Linked DNA regions of Mus musculus: regions 2, 3, 4 and 5 are each linked to region 1. The links are chromatin contacts, found by Hi-C or POLR2A ChIA-PET in ENCODE. All regions are on one chromosome and are shown on one strand. The core of a region is the stretch at or near the end of the contact, and the rest is flanking DNA. Distances in the headings are between cores, read along the strand shown. Region 1 holds the start of Fasn (fatty acid synthase). Region 2 holds the start of Slc16a3 (solute carrier family 16 (monocarboxylic acid transporters), member 3). Region 3 holds the start of A430102A20Rik (a long non-coding RNA gene). Region 4 holds the start of Rac3 (Rac family small GTPase 3). Region 5 overlaps Ccdc57 (coiled-coil domain containing 57).

Region 1 (2,849 bases), core at 173-2,672:
GACATCTGCAGATCACTCCTGCTGTGGGTCTGTAGTAGGTAGCTCTCAAGGTGCATATGCAAAGAGAGAGCCATAGGATGCTTTTACAAGAGCCCACCTAGGTACACTGTGCTGTTTTCACGACTGGCAGGGGCCATGGCAGGCCATCCTGACGTGGCTCTCTCATATCCACATCTGGCAATCCACTTTGTTTGTCACGTGTTTCTGAGATGTAGCCATGCAACTTCCTTTGGTGAAAAGATGATCAGAGAAGTTTGCTCTGCCCTCAGCATCCTGCTCTGTGCACGGCCCAGACTCTGCATCCCTGGGTTACATCTCCTCCAGCTGAGACCCTGACAGCTGCAGAGGGCAGAGCTCTGCTGACCACTTAGGGTTGGCCAGCAGCCTGGCCAGTGAGAAGGCAAACATGACCTATCTCAAGGCACCAGGAGCTGGGGTGGGACTGCTCTGGCTAGTATGTGTACAGGCCTTTTGTAAAACTTTCCTAGGCTGGCCCTGAAACCCAAAGACACCCACAAAGGCATAGGGGCAAAATGGGAGAGCTTGGGGGCAAGCCAGCTTATGGGCAGAATACACCTGCCAGTCCTATAGGCTGCCCTTCAGGGTCCCTGCTTAGCCTCCTTCCACAGAAAGCCTGGGTGGATAGCCAAGTTGGAGAAGCTAGAAGCCAGGGTTGACAAGCAAGGCTCTGAGGCTCTGGCTTTTGCTATAGACTTGCAGTCAAGGACCACTGACACTAGCCCCCTTCCCCCTCCCCCCCACTCCCGGGCCATTACCCCATAAGGAGGTCAGTCTTAGTGGCCTGGGCCTGTAGTGGAAGGACAGGAGGGAAGGGAACAACCTCTCTAGGCACTCAAGGGACCCAACCCTGAGAAGTCTGTGTCTTTTTGGACGGTGAGTTTTGTCATCCCCCGCCCCCAAATTCGATAACCCTTTGAAAAGAGGAATTTAAAGGGAGGGAGGGAGAGGGTCCCGGAAACTCAGGGAGGCGCGCAGCAGCTCCTTTGTTCCCACCAGGCGGGGGAGGGGTGGTATCCCGCTCGCCAGATGGCCGCGCCTGGACACTGAGCGGACTCCGGAGGCCGCCACACGCGCCCGTCAGTGTTCCCTATCCTGCCTACTGCTCCCGTCCCTGCCCGCATCCTGGTCTCCAAGGTGGCCACAGAGGGTGGGAGTCCGAGAAAGCTGGGCCACGATGACCGGTAGTAACCCCGCCTGAGGCGCCCTCCGCCAGGGTCAACGACCGCGCTTGCGCGGGGGCCCGCGAAGTGCTTTGCCGCTGTTGCCGGCCCATCACCCTATTGCCTAGCAACGCCCACCCGCGCGCCGCCATTGGGCCACCGAGAACGGCCTCGGTGTCCAATTGGTTTCGATGTGGAGCAGGCCACGCCCCTCGGTTCCGCGCGCGCTACGATCGCGGCGTGGAATCGCAGCGACACGGACCTGTCCCCCCGCGTGGCCCTGGTGTCCTCCTCAGTGCAGAGTTTCCAGTGTGACCAAGCACGCCCGACCCACACTGCGCGCGCACAGTGCACACCTGGCACCGGCCGCGAGGGGGTGGGGGTGGGAGGACAGAGATGAGGGCGTCGGGATGAGCCCCGCGTGGCCCGCGCGAGGCCGGGGGCGGGGACGGAAGCAGGCGGGGGCTGCGCGTTCCTTGTGCTCCAGCGCGCGCCCGTGCAGGGTCCCGGCTGGGGGCGGCGCGCGCGGGCATCACCCCACCGGCGGCGGCGCGCCGGGTCCCGGGGCGCAGCCCCGACGCTCATTGGCCTGGGCGGCGCAGCCAAGCTGTCAGCCCATGTGGCGTGGCCGCGCGGGGATGGCCGCGGTTTAAATAGCGCCGGCGCGGCCTAGAGGGAGCCAGAGAGACGGCAGCGGCGTCCCGTCCAGTTCGCCTGCCGCGCTCCTCGCTTGTCGTCTGCCTCCAGAGCCCAGACAGGTACGCCGCTGCGTTCGGGGTTCCGGGGCGGCAGGCCGGTGTCGGGATGCCACGGCTCCAGTGGAAGGATAGGCGGGCGCCCATCCTCGGCACCCCTGCGCTCACAAAAGCGCCGCCGCGCCCCTCCGACAGCCAGCCACCGGGCTGAGCTCCGCGATCAGGCCGAGAGGGGCGCGGGAGGGGTGTGCGGAGAGCCAGCGCGGCGGGCCGCTGTCACGTGGGCGCCGCGCCAACCGGGTGCAGGAGTCTGGGCGCCTCGTGGATGGGGCCGGGGCCTTCACTCGCACTGGGCGGCTTTGGCAGGGCGCAGGAGGCCGCGGTGGTACCCGGGCTTCAGCTTGGAGAAGGCAGATGCGGGTCTGGGTGCGCACGAGGCCCCAGGGGCCTCAGCGGAAGTCATCAGACCATCCAGGCCTCACCGGCTGGGTGGCACGGAAGCCTTCTCGTTGGACTACGGTTGCAAGGCCTGAACTGCCCTGGGCAAGTGCCTTAGGGACAGGAGGATCTAGCAGATCCTTCTGCTGCCTCGGCCAGGTTACAAAGTGTTCGACCAGATGGCGAGAGGCTTCACCTTTCCCCTAACCGCACCAAGCTGAGAGTAGTATTCCAGGTCGGACCTTGCTGAAAGGGTCCATTGGCAGGGGATCGGTTTGCCTCAGCCCTGCTAGGCCTGGGCACTCACTAGTTGTCGGGCCTGTTCCCTCTGGGTCCTAACCAAGCCTGGCGTCCTGGCTGGCACTGAACGGCAGTCAGTCTCCACCCTCTTCGTGAAAGGGAAGCGCGCTGGCTTCCCCGTGGCTTAAGGTGAGAGTGCCCCAGACCCTGTTTCTTGAAGCCCCACTTCTGTTTGCAAGTTCCTGATTTGACTAGCCTGGGATGGAGCATCCAGTAGGCAACTGGAGATCCTATG
Region 2 (2,849 bases), core at 110-2,609, 120 kb before region 1:
GGCATCCAAGCAGTGAGATCGTTTTTACGGGGAGCAAGCCCTGCCCAAGGTCACTGGTGATGTGGCCAAGTCCATCTTGGAACCAAACCACTGGTTATTCAAAGTCCTTGCCAAGAAGGGGCCACATGTATCTCGGTAGTGTCCTCAGTGCCCCTTAAGGGGTAGACTCATCCTTTGCACAGCATCCTAGCTGTGCACTAGTCACTGCTCATCCTGAGTGAGTCCACACACTTTTAGGACTGTCCTCGTTCCTCAACACGGACGGACCCAGCACCCACGGGACACCAGCCAACTTTGGGCCTGTACAATGATGCCGGGAGCCCTCGGGGATAACCTGCTCCCAACAGAAGAACTTTGGGAAAGCTAATGAGCCTGTGTTATGGGGAGAACCTTGCCGTTACGCTCAGACCAACCTGTTGTCCTGAAAGGGTTCCTGTCGGCCTGGGCCCTGCTGCCCTCTCCTTGCTTGTCACCCAGATTCCAAGCACTATCAGCTGTCCAGAGTTAACAGTTTCTTGAGCCTGTCTGTTGACTGGACCAGCATCCAGGCAGGCGCCTAGTCAACCCACTTGTCAGGTAAGAAAACAGACCGTGCCTGGTTTTCCTATCGGATGAGAATAGAGCAAACAGAGCCCACTCCGGAGGAAAACCCCACTTTCATGTGCCTAGTTTGGGTTAATAGTGGTGGCTGGGTAAGAGTTGATGAGTTTAAGATGGTAGAAAAGGTGGATGTAAAGAGATGAAAGAGACCCGAGGGCATACCTCCCCCAACGTGGCACCATTCCGAAGCGCACGTGTCCCTCTCTCTCACTGGGCGGCCTGCTGACGCCCGCTGGAGATTCGGGGTTCCAAGGAGGCTGTAGCATTCCCACCAAATATAGCCCAGGTTCCCCGGCCGTCCGGCCACGCTCCAACCCTCTTGGGCCGAGCTATTTATACTCTGGACGTTTGGTCGCCCAGGGCAGCTGCCCTCCTGGACGAAGCCCAGCCCCCGAGGGCTACCGGATGGATAGATAGGCGTCTACGAGGGCAGGGAAGCAGGATGCAAGCGCGCAACTGGCTGTTCATGGCCCTTTGGTGGAGCCGCAGTGGTGAGAAGGTTCTCCAAGTCAAGAAAGAATGGGGCTGGAGAACCAGGAGGAGAGAGGGTCAGGGGCCGGGAGCTCCAGGTCTGGATCCCCCGCCTGATGATCGAAGGCCCCAAACCTTGGGCGACTGGAGGCGGGGGGAGGGTCCCAGCCTCGCTCCGCGCGCCAAGCATCTCGCCGCGCCTACCTGTTACCGCCAGCCGCTGTATCTGCCTCTGTCCGCCTTGGCTGCCCGGCGCCGCGCCGGGGGCGACTTTAAGTGCTCTCATCCGTCGCGCGGCACGTCCCCCGCGCACGTCACCGCTGCCTGGCGCCGCCCCTGCCCTCCCCACCCGGACCCCGCGCCGCTGCCGGAGGGGGCGCCCTGGCCGCTGTTCCCCGACGGCGCGGACAATGCCATCTCCACTTAACAGGGAGACCAGGCTGGCACTCGCTCTATAGGCGCCCGGGGCCCGGGCCCCACCCAACGCAGACCTTCTCACTGTTCTCTTCCGCGCCCTTGGGCCGTGACTACCCACCTCTGCTTCCCATTCTACCCTCCATTTATCCCCTCCCAAGACTGTGGGCTCCTTCCATGATTCCTGCAAGAGAGTGGCAATGTCCTCGCTATCTCCGAGACTGGGACCTTTTGCCCTCCAGACCCTGGCCTTCTGGCCTGCGCCTTCTGCCGGGTGGCACACGCCCCCACCACACCTCATGCACACAGGGCTCCTGCCGCCTGCCTACTTCGGACTTTCGCCCCATCCAAACCACCATACCTTGCTCGTGCCTCAGCCTGGGCTATTGTGTGGCTGTGGCAGCTGTCTTCCCTAGTTAGGAAGACTCAGGCACCTTGGACTGACCGGGGATCTTGGGCAAGGCTGTCAACCTCCCTGAACTTCCGTTTTCCCCTGTGGTCGGGGCCCTGCAACAAAGTCAGATACAGGCACTGACACAGCCCTGCTCTGTCGCCCCTCAACTCCTATAGAAGTGATTTTTATGGGGGGATTTCTGCTCCACTCTAGCCTGTATAGCTCCCTGGGGGGCGGGGGGGGGGGCAAAGAAACCTGGTGTTTTTATTAACAAGCTGTAAGTTTAAACCGGGCAGGTTCTGAGATTGCTATAACATCCTAACTATAGACGCCACATTACTTGCCAACTGAGTCTTGCTGTGTTTGCTCTGCCCCATGAGTGTCCTCAGCGATTTTCTCTCGGCCACGTGCTCATGGTCCATCCTCCCAGACCATCCTGCCTCAAGGCAGGCCTCTTCCTTCCCCTGCCTTTTTCCTTTTCCTGGTACCTACTGGAGATACCCCTACTCATCTCAAGTTCCACCTTCCTCTCTTTCCTGCCCAGTCACAGGCTTTAGCCTTTTACTATCCAATCAGAAGTTATTGGGGAGCATTCTCCACAGCACATTGGTCAATACGCTGCCCATGTCCAGACTGCAACCTGATCTTGGGGCACAGAACTCTTGGGGCATCTGAATACACAGAGCACAAGAGCAATCCTAACACTCCCAGCCCAGTGTGGGAGATGAGGACAGGACAGCAGCTTTGCATGCTGCTCTACAAATGCTGACTTCCCGGAAAGGAACAGGATTGGGAGAGAGTAGAGCCATTCTGAGCTGGGAGAGTTCTTTCCAGTCCTCCGAGGGGTGCAAGGGGTGCCGATTCAAACCCATGCCACACAATGGAAATGACCAATGACCGGGCAGTTTGGGTGAGGAGATGAGGAGGCATCTCGGAGTATGGCCTTTGGTGGACAGGGCCCAAGACACTT
Region 3 (2,849 bases), core at 218-2,717, 110 kb before region 1:
AAACAAGGAAAGAAATTAGATTCAGGAATCTCTATCCCACTCTCTCCCCCCATCCTTCTTTCTCTCCTATCTGGTGATGGTGGGGTGAAACAGGGGTGGGAAAAAGAACCACAAAGTAGCAAAGACCAACTACAGGAAGCTCCTGTGACAGAGTGAGGCAGAGACAAGGGGTGTGAACATACTTGTGGAATGGGGCTGACCCTTGGACCCCTCAATTAAGGCAAGGGTTTTACATTTGACAGCAAAGAACTGGCAGTTGAGGTTACCTCACTTTCTAATAGAACAGAAGGCCCCTAGAAGTTCAGGGGACTCCCTGGCTGAGAAGAAGGCTACAAAGACAAGCTGGTTGGGGGAAGGTTCAAACACCAAGCATTTGCTGTCAGGAAGTGGGGACAGCAAGTTGAGGGAAAGAGACTGACGGGTAGAGGAAGACGGCAGGATATAGGACAGGAAAGTAGGAATGACTAGACTTCTTGATACTGCCCTCCTGGAGGAGGGGATTCCCAGACACTCCCCATCCCCTAGGAATTATGCTGGTTTAGGTGTGTATGCCAGTTCCAGGACCAGGCCACAGTTTAACTTCTTCAGTATAAAGAGATAAGAATACCATTCTTTTTATTATTTGTGACTGTGTGAACGTGCAGACCATAACATATGGGGGATAGGGAAGACTCATGGGAATTGGTTCTCTCCTTCCATTCTGTGGGTCCCAGAGTGTGAATCAGGTCATCAGACTGACACATCCACAGAGCCATCTCCCTGGCCCTCAGATGACCTAAGGATTTAAAGAAAGACAAAGGCGAGCCTACAACGAATTCCTGGGGCTCATGCAGGCCCTTCCCAGCAACCAGCCCCATTCCATCCAACTCTTCTTAGTCCAGGACACGCTCCATGAAAGCTGGGGTCTTGGAGGATCATTCACCTTTTGATGCTTGGGGTTTCAGACCAAATCGTGGATGGACTTCTTGTGACTGCGCCTTACCCAGGGCTCTGAAAGAGGATCAACTTCTTCACTTAGCCCTCTCCGCCTGGCGACATGCCCTAGGTGCAACCTCCACCCACTCTTGCCATGTGCACCCTTGTTACAGTCTCATGTGCAGTCTACAAAGGGAAAACCTGAGTCCCAGAATAACTTCCCACCCACGACTTGCAGGTTCCATCCCTGAGCTCCCAGTCCCTCCGCCTACAGGCACCTCCTGCTAAGCTGAAGTTAGCCCTTTGGGACTCCAGAATGGGCACCTTGGGGACCCTCAGGACAGCTGGGGGAGGGCACAGGGCCCCGTAGGTGTAGGTCCTTGCTCACTGGCTCGCACTACTCAGGGAGTCTGCTAGGCCACGGAACCCCAAGCGTCTCTTCCTTCGGTACCAGCGCACAGGTCGGAACTCTTTTGTGTTGAGACTCCTGTTTCTGCCCGGCGGGATCGGAGCGCCGCTCAGGGTGCACCGGGACCAAGGTTACTGACTCCAGTCGCTATGGTAACGTGGCCCGCGCTGTAGGTTCGGGCGGGAGAGTGCTGGCGCTCGGAATCCTGGAGACCCGGGTCCCAGCTGGCGCAGCTCTAGGTCGCACGCGGGAGACGAAGCTAATTCCGCTGGGACCGTCCTGGCACACGCGGTGAGTGGACGGTCATCGCATCAGGTTCTTGCTCCCCTGTAGCTTTCTTTGACTCAGACTCCCAAACGCCTACCTCGTGATTAGCCACACGCGCTTCACAGCGCTTCAGTCCCTCACTGACTTCATTAGTCCATTATCTTGTAGACTACTTGTCATCCTGGCTTGGCCCGATATTTTACACAATTAAGTTACACATTTTAAACAAGAAAATGGCGCGCTCGTGCCTCCCAGAAGGCAAACGCCCCATTACTGGGGAATACTTTCGTCGCCAAGGTTTGAGTGGTTTAAGTGGTGGCTGCCAAGGGGCTAACATAAAGTTATTATTTTCTACTCGGCATGGTGGCACATGCTTTAAAATCCCAGGATTTGGGGGCAGAGGCAGGCGGATTTCTGTTATTTCGAGGCCGGCCTGGTCTGCATAGTTCCAGGACAGCCAGAGCTATGTAGAGACTCTGTCTTAAAATCTAAATAAATAACAAGGTTTCTGTTTTCTTTCCTTTTTTTTTTAAGATTTATTTATTTATTATATGTAAGTACACTGCAGCTGTCTTCAGACACATTAGAAGAGGGCATCAGATCCTACTACAGATGGTTGTGAGCCACTATGTGGTTGCTGGGATTTGAACTCAGGACCTTTAGAAGAGCAGTCGGGTGCTCTTACCCACTGAGCCATCTCACCAGCCCCCAGGTTTCTATTTTCTTATTGTAAATAATAAACACCATTTGGGGAGGTGCTTGACTGTGTAAAAGTCTTGCTTTTAACCATATTTTCAGCTACTAATTTTAGCATACGTCAGTGAAAGCTTCCTGATTTTTTTTTTTCTTTTGATTTCATGTTTTATTCTTGCTATGTTGGGTGCAGAAAAAGAATCACAAGTTAACTGAATCAAAGGCCATTCAGACCATTCGGACTGAAGTGGGATCCAGTTTCCAGCAGTCTTTATTTAGAATCGGCATCAGTGTAGGTTTCAATCACTGCTCTGGCAGCTGGGGCCCAGGGAGAGCTGCAGGAAACAAGAACAGGCTGTATTCTCCAGGGCTCCTGCCTGGGTACAGGTCGGTCCTCCCTGGGAATAGCAGGTGGAGGATAACAGCGACTCCAAGGGATGGGCTAGTCATGAAGAGATGGAGATCATTGATGTCCCCACAGGGAGGACCTCAGAGGTCACTGCCCTTCCACCTGTATCCTGGAATCTTTTATGAAACTGCTCCATGAGAACCAGGCAGGAATTTC
Region 4 (2,849 bases), core at 158-2,657, 100 kb after region 1:
ACCTACCTTGGCACGGACATTCTCAAAGGAGGCTGGGCTCACCAGGGAGAAGCAGATCAGAAAGACATCCTTCAGAGGGAGGGACAGACAGAAGTGACCAAAGGATGTCCTTGCAGGTAGACAAGGCTAGCTCCCCATTCCATTCAGGAACCACCCTACACCCAGAGTTCGAGGCTAGTTCCAAGGCTAGCTCCCCACTCCATTTTGGGAACCACCCCACTCCCAGAGTCGGCCCTCTTGCCGCCTACTGTTTGAGGATAGGAGAGTGGCCGAAGCCTATCGTAGTCTTCCTGGCCAGCAGTGTCCCACAGCCCCAGGTTAACTGGCTTCCCATCCACCATCACGTTGGCTGAGTAGTTGTCGAAACTGCGAAGTAGAAAGGCTAGGCTGGGCAGGGATGCCAGGCTACTGGTGCCCAGACAGAACCCAAACTCTGGCCAGCACCCCACCTCACCACGGAAACCCAGAACCAGGGTCACTTGAACCAGCCCTGGAACCTTGGGAGGTCCCATGCACGTGTGCCTGGCCTCTAGTGGCCAGCCCCGGCTACCTCCCGATCCCCATGCACTCACACTGTGGGGATATATTCTCCTGGGAAGGCGTTGGTCGTGTAGCTGATCAGCAGGCACGTCTTCCCCACGGCACTGTAGAAAGAGGTTCAGCCCACGTGGATCAAGGACCGAGCCTCCGCCCCTTCTTCCCCCACCCCCGGCAAGGACAGCACGCTCCTACAGAGCTAGAGGTTACTTTGGGTGACTGGGGTGGGGTGGATAGGTCGTAGCTCGGTAAATCTGCGGCCACCTGGGACTAATAGAAAACGACCAGAGCAGGCTAGCCTACGAGGGAGCACAGTAGTGGGCGCGGCTGCAAGGGCTCACAACCCTGGATAGGGCACGCCGCAACGCACAGGGGCGTCAGAGCTCCAGCACCTTGGGTGGCTGGCGCGAGGGTGGAGCCACCCAGGAATCAGCACAGGTGAGGCCCCCGCCCCACCCACTGAGAGCACCGGGCAGAGGCCGGGCAGCATCAGGTGTGCCCGGGCTGGAAGAAGTGGATAGCTTCAGCTTGACCCCACCCCATCAGTCCCTGGACGCACGCGGCCGAGCTGTGGTGGGGGCGCGGCAGAGCTGCCTCGCCTGGACCCCGCGCGTCTGTCTGCCCCGCCCCGCCGAGCCGCACCCCGTAGCCGCCTACCAGCCCCTCCGCCCCTGCGGCTCGGGACAGCGCACTCACCCATCGCCAACCACCACGCACTTGATGGCCTGCATGGGCGCGGGGCCGGGCGGCGGCGGGCGCGGCCGCGAGCCGAGCTGCGGAGAAATGCCCGGCGCCGCAGCGGCCGCGGACCCGAACGCCGAGCGAGCGGCCGGAGACAGCCGAGCACCGCCGAGTGTCGGGTGCGAAGACAGCCGAGTGCGCGCAGGCGGGGCGGGGCAAGGGGCGAGCTGCGGCGGGGGCGGAGCCCCAGCCAGTCCTTGGACCCCGAAGGCTCAGGCTGAGGGTCCGCACCCAGGAACAAGGACGTGCCACGGTGTAGCTCAGGTTGGCGACGCCACAGAAATGGATGCGCCGGGGCGGCCGAGACTGATGCTTAACAGGGACACCAGCCCACCCTGCAGCCGAGAAACCCTCGTGTCTACGACCCACTACAGAGGTGGCCTTCCTAGTTGCCTGAGAGCAATCAGAGTGACCCAGTAGTCATTTTCGCGGTTGGGGCAACTGGTGCAGAAAGGAACTGGACGAGAATTTATCACCAAGTACAAAAGTTCTGTATTTCCACCCTGCCATTGGGGAGTCTGCTTCCTCCCACCGCTGTCCTGTCCTGTTTGTGGTTCTGGGACCGGGTTGTCTGAGCGCGATCCTGTATGCTTCATCGCGCCTATGCTAACGGTGAACTGTGGATGAAGTCCCTTGGACCGGCAGGTGTGCCGCTGAGCACCGATGTTGACAGAACCCTGCCCTGCAACTGCAGCTGATGCTTTTTGGACCCCGGGCCTGCCCTTGAGAATGGGATGCAGCATTTCTACCCTCGCTGGGCGCTTCGGTTCTCCCGCTTCCCTTCATTTAGGGGGACTCAAGGCTCTCAGAGGGGACCCCTGCACGTAAGCCAAGACAGCGTTTTGCAGGAAGCTTGCCCTCTGGGCCTCTTCGTCCCGGATACGGGAGATTTCTGCCTCTTTGAGCCGCAGCTTCTCTCGGAGAGATGCGTTCTCACTCTCTCTGTCCAACAGCGCCTCCCGGTGTTCACTCCCGATCACTGCAAGAGAGAGACTCAATAAGGAGGGGGTAGTAGGTGTCTTGCCTTCCTGCAGCCATGAGGTGGTGCGGCACACCTTTAATAATAATAGCTCTTGGAAGGCAGAGGCAGGCAGATCTGAGTTCGAAGGCCAGCCTGGTCTACAGAGTGAGTTATAGGGCAGCCAGGGCTACACAGAGAAACCCTGTCTCAAAAAGGGGGGGGGGGGGGGCTGGGTCTTTAGAAAGGAAATTCCCCCACTTTTACCCCCGCCAAACTCAGCTGCCCAGGTGACATGTGCTAACCTTTCATTTGACGCTCCAGGGCTGCCACCTTCTCTCTCAGCGCCTCCTGGGCCACCAGGTCAGCCTGCATACGGCCCATCTGTTCCTGCAGCTCTACTCTGACCCTGGCCACTTCGGCCACTTTTTCTTGGTCTTTGTTGATCAGCTCCTGGGATGGGGTTGGGGAGGGTGAGATCATGGCCTGGATGCAAACTCCTGGTGTCTGTGCCCCTTGATGCCAGGCTACCTGTTGCAGCTCCTCCAGACGCCGCTGCTGCCCCTCCATCTGCAGGTTCAGCTGGCTGACCCGTGCCTGGGACTCGGCTACC
Region 5 (2,849 bases), core at 115-2,614, 79 kb before region 1:
TATCAACCGAGGACCCCGTGGCAGACCTCATCATGTCAGAAATGAGAAGGAAGTTTGCAGAAGGGAATATATGCTAGCCTGACAGCAATGGCTGCAACCTGGGTGCTCACCGAACTGCAAGAGTTACAGTCATCCCTCAGAGAGAGGCTTCTTAAAATGGTTTCATCTATGACCCCATTTTACCTGAGAATTTTTGTTGTTCTGTCGTTGGTTGGTTGGTTGGTTTTGTTTGTTTTTCGAGACAGGGTTTCTCTGTGTAGCCTTGGCTGTCCTAGAACTCACTCTGTAGACCAGGCTGGCCTCAAACTCAGAAATCCGCTTGCCTCTGCCTCCTGAGTGCTGGGATTAAAAGCGTGTATAGATGTACAGATATTGAAGAGTGGTGGTAGGGAAATAGAGGTAAGCAGTTTATCTGTAGAACAGAAAACTTTGTTTGTAGTATAAAACCGTGATTCACACTGTGTGTCAGTCTCACACCTAAGCTGAGGCCTTGGCGGCAGCCACTCTCCTTCACTCCTGGCTCTTTTGTCCCAGGAGCTGCTGCTGGAGTTTGAATCTAAAATGCAGAGAAGAGAGCATGAGTTCCAGCTGAGGGCTGACGACATGAGCAACGTAGTCCTGACACATGAGCTCAAGGTAACTGGCTGGCCCTGGGCTTCGAATCACCATTGCAACTTTAATTACCCAGTGCTGCAGAATACCATGCTGTTCCTTTGTTAGTCAGTCAGTCAGTCAGTCAGTCTGTCTGTTTGTTTGTTTGTTTGTTGAGACAGGGTTTCTCTGTGTAGTCCCGTCTATCTTGGAACTCACTCTGTAGACCAGGCTGGCCTTGAACTTAGAGCTCCGCCTGCCTGTGCCTGCCGAGCGCTGGGACCACGCCAGGCTTCACACTGTTCCTTTTACCCATCTCCTCTCCTGGAACTTTTCAATCTTTCTCAGATAAAACTACTAAACAAAGAGCTGCAAGCTCTGAGAGACGCTGGAGCACGGGCAGCAGAGAGTCTGCAGAAGGCAGAAGCAGAACACGTGGAATTAGAGAGGAAGCTGCAGGAGCGTGCCCGGGAACTCCAGGATCTGGAGGCCGTGAAGGACGCTCGGTGCGTAGGTTCTGTTCTCCAGGCATTGTGGCCGTAAGGACTAGATCTGGTGGCGTTGCCTTCCTGGCATCTTTCCGTTCTACTCTTTGATCTCTTACGTAACTGCTCTTTACTGATACGGTTTCTGTTTAGGATAAAGGGCTTGGAGAAGAAGCTTTACTCGGCACAGCTGGCCAAGAAGAAAGCTGAGGAGACTTTCAGGAGGAAGTGCGTATTTCTGCCTGGGTGGTGCCACTGGAAAAGAGTCTAGATCTTGCTTACTGGAGACAAGAGCCCTGTGGCAGGTGGGCGGGCAGCCTGAGCTGGGACGCTGCTGTGGCTGGCACCATGCTCTCCTTCCTCAGAGAGGGTTAGGCATCCGGTGTCTCCAAGCTTAAACTTTTTAAGGACCAAGAGTCCAATTCAGGTCATTGATAAAACACAAACTAAGAATGTTGAAAACTCTGGATTTAGTCTCCAGTGTCTAAAACAGGCTTTTAAAAATATAACCTTAGTTAAATTTTAACTTTTATGGGTAAATGAGATGGCTTTGTGGATAAAGTCACTTGTCACCATAGCTGGTGACCTGAGTTCCATCCCTGGAACCCATGTGGTAAAAGGAGAGAACTGACTCCACACATATGCCTCCATACTAGGTAAATAAGTATTTAAAAATTAAGCGTTAACATTTAGACCTTGGCTGTCTTACTAGCTAGTGTATAAGTTTTAGACGATCGCCTCAAGCTTTGCCATGCTGATGTCCCCCTACTATTGCTGATGTAGACTCTGGATTCTGTCCCTCTGACTGCAGCAGGCTCTTCACGTTGCCAGGTCTGGGACACCCAGGAAGTGGTGGTGTGCTGCCTCAAGGCGGAGCTTCAGCCATGCAGTTAAAGCATTGCTCCTCCCCCCAGTACTGCAGGGTTCGGGAGGTGCTGGGACAGTAAGGAGTCGGTCAACGAGGAGTGGGGCGGGGATGCCAGCTGGAAGCTCAGTGTGGACTCAGCAAGACGCATTTACTCTCTCTTCTAAAGGGAACAGTAACTGTAGCTACCACACACCACACACTCAGGCTGCCCAGTTACACTTGGGAGGGGAAGAAATTTTCTCTTGTGTTTTCTCATGCCACTATTTGTGCAGTACGGACAAACTGATACACTAAGGGAGTGCTCAGGAGTCTGCCCATCTGAGAGGCAGGTGGCATCTGTTTTCCATGGCTGGTCAAGCGTAGGTTGTTAGGAGTGTTTTGTGAATCTGCTTTGGTATCTGTGTGAGCTTTGGGGGCCTCCGAGAGCCCGGCACCTAAGAAGATCTGCTTACATGGGAAGAGCTAGCGCGCCCACAAGTTACTCCTGCAGAGTCAGCCATCTTGTCAGGGACAGCTGTAGTGTAAGAAAAGGATGGCAAACACTTTGGAAGGTTCCAGGGCACTGAGTGAGCCACCGCGGGACCCTCCCCTGTGTTTCAGACATGAAGAGCTTGACCGTCAAGCCAGGGAGAAAGACACAGTGCTGGCGGCAGTGAAGCGCGCCCATGCAGAGGAGCTGCAGACGCTGGACGCCAAGGTGCTGGAGCTTCAGTTCCTCTGTGAAACCCTGGAGGGACAACTGCGCAGGGCTGAGTGCACAAGAGCAGAGGACGCCAAGGAGAAGAACGCCCTTACTGACAAGTGAGCTGCTGCCTCTGGCCGGCCCAGCCCAACAGCCTCGTGTGCCTGTGTCCAAGGCAGAGGCAGATGTGGGCCATTTTAGAATGGAATTTTGCAAGCAGTGG

Evidence for each region. A loop is a pair of places that touch in the nucleus more often than their neighbours do. ChIA-PET counts read pairs that join two places held with the same protein, here RNA polymerase II (POLR2A).
Region 2: a map of T-helper 2 cell shows a loop between it and region 1 (2.4-fold over the local background). The contact joins the promoter of Slc16a3 here to the promoter of Fasn in region 1. A Hi-C loop is called at or near these places in 1 of 37 maps with a recorded cell type or tissue (T-helper 2 cell). POLR2A ChIA-PET finds 5 or more read pairs at or near these places in 2 of 5 experiments (both embryonic stem cell).
Region 3: POLR2A ChIA-PET joins it to region 1 with 14 read pairs in Patski. The contact joins the promoter of A430102A20Rik here to the promoter of Fasn in region 1. POLR2A ChIA-PET finds 5 or more read pairs at or near these places in 2 of 5 experiments (Patski and embryonic stem cell).
Region 4: POLR2A ChIA-PET joins it to region 1 with 11 read pairs in embryonic stem cell. The contact joins the promoter of Rac3 here to the promoter of Fasn in region 1. POLR2A ChIA-PET finds 5 or more read pairs at or near these places in 3 of 5 experiments (Patski and embryonic stem cell).
Region 5: a loop to region 1 is called in a map of heart, with 5 times the contacts of the local background. The contact joins the enhancer-like site here to the promoter of Fasn in region 1. A Hi-C loop is called at or near these places in 10 of 37 maps with a recorded cell type or tissue (adrenal gland, gastrocnemius, heart and 2 more). POLR2A ChIA-PET finds 5 or more read pairs at or near these places in 4 of 5 experiments (Patski and embryonic stem cell).

Annotation. Positions count from the first base shown.
Region 1 is chr11:120,823,120-120,825,968 of GRCm38, reverse strand. Fasn (fatty acid synthase) reads left to right here and starts at 1,422. Exons shown (of 43, transcript NM_007988.3): 1 at 1,422-1,939.
Region 2 is chr11:120,947,577-120,950,425 of GRCm38, reverse strand. It overlaps Slc16a3 (solute carrier family 16 (monocarboxylic acid transporters), member 3), which reads right to left and starts at 1,359. Exons shown (of 6, transcript NM_001038653.1): 1 at 1,276-1,359.
Region 3 is chr11:120,931,482-120,934,330 of GRCm38, reverse strand. It overlaps A430102A20Rik (a long non-coding RNA gene), which reads right to left and starts at 1,467. Exons shown (of 3, transcript XR_880367.2): 1 at 1,240-1,467; 2 at 923-990; 3 at 319-775. Ccdc57 (coiled-coil domain containing 57) reads left to right here and starts at 1,459. Exons shown (of 19, transcript NM_027745.1): 1 at 1,459-1,615.
Region 4 is chr11:120,720,026-120,722,874 of GRCm38, reverse strand. It overlaps Rac3 (Rac family small GTPase 3), which reads right to left and starts at 1,407. Exons shown (of 6, transcript NM_133223.4): 1 at 1,234-1,407; 2 at 573-644; 3 at 249-366; 4 at 7-69. The coding sequence starts at 1,268. It overlaps Lrrc45 (leucine rich repeat containing 45), which reads right to left. Exons shown (of 18, transcript NM_153545.2): 16 at 2,768-2,849; 17 at 2,542-2,689; 18 at 1,747-2,257. The coding sequence ends at 2,061.
Region 5 is chr11:120,901,771-120,904,619 of GRCm38, reverse strand. Ccdc57 (coiled-coil domain containing 57) reads left to right here. Exons shown (of 19, transcript NM_027745.1): 4 at 535-636; 5 at 940-1,097; 6 at 1,230-1,304; 7 at 2,545-2,745. Among named protein-coding and RNA genes, the nearest start is that of A430102A20Rik, 30 kb to the left of the region's middle. Within about 2 kb of position 1,364, at least 1 of the 3 ENCODE cell types and tissues checked has a DNase peak (open chromatin) inside an H3K27ac peak, as active enhancers do; it is heart, where a contact is called at or near this core.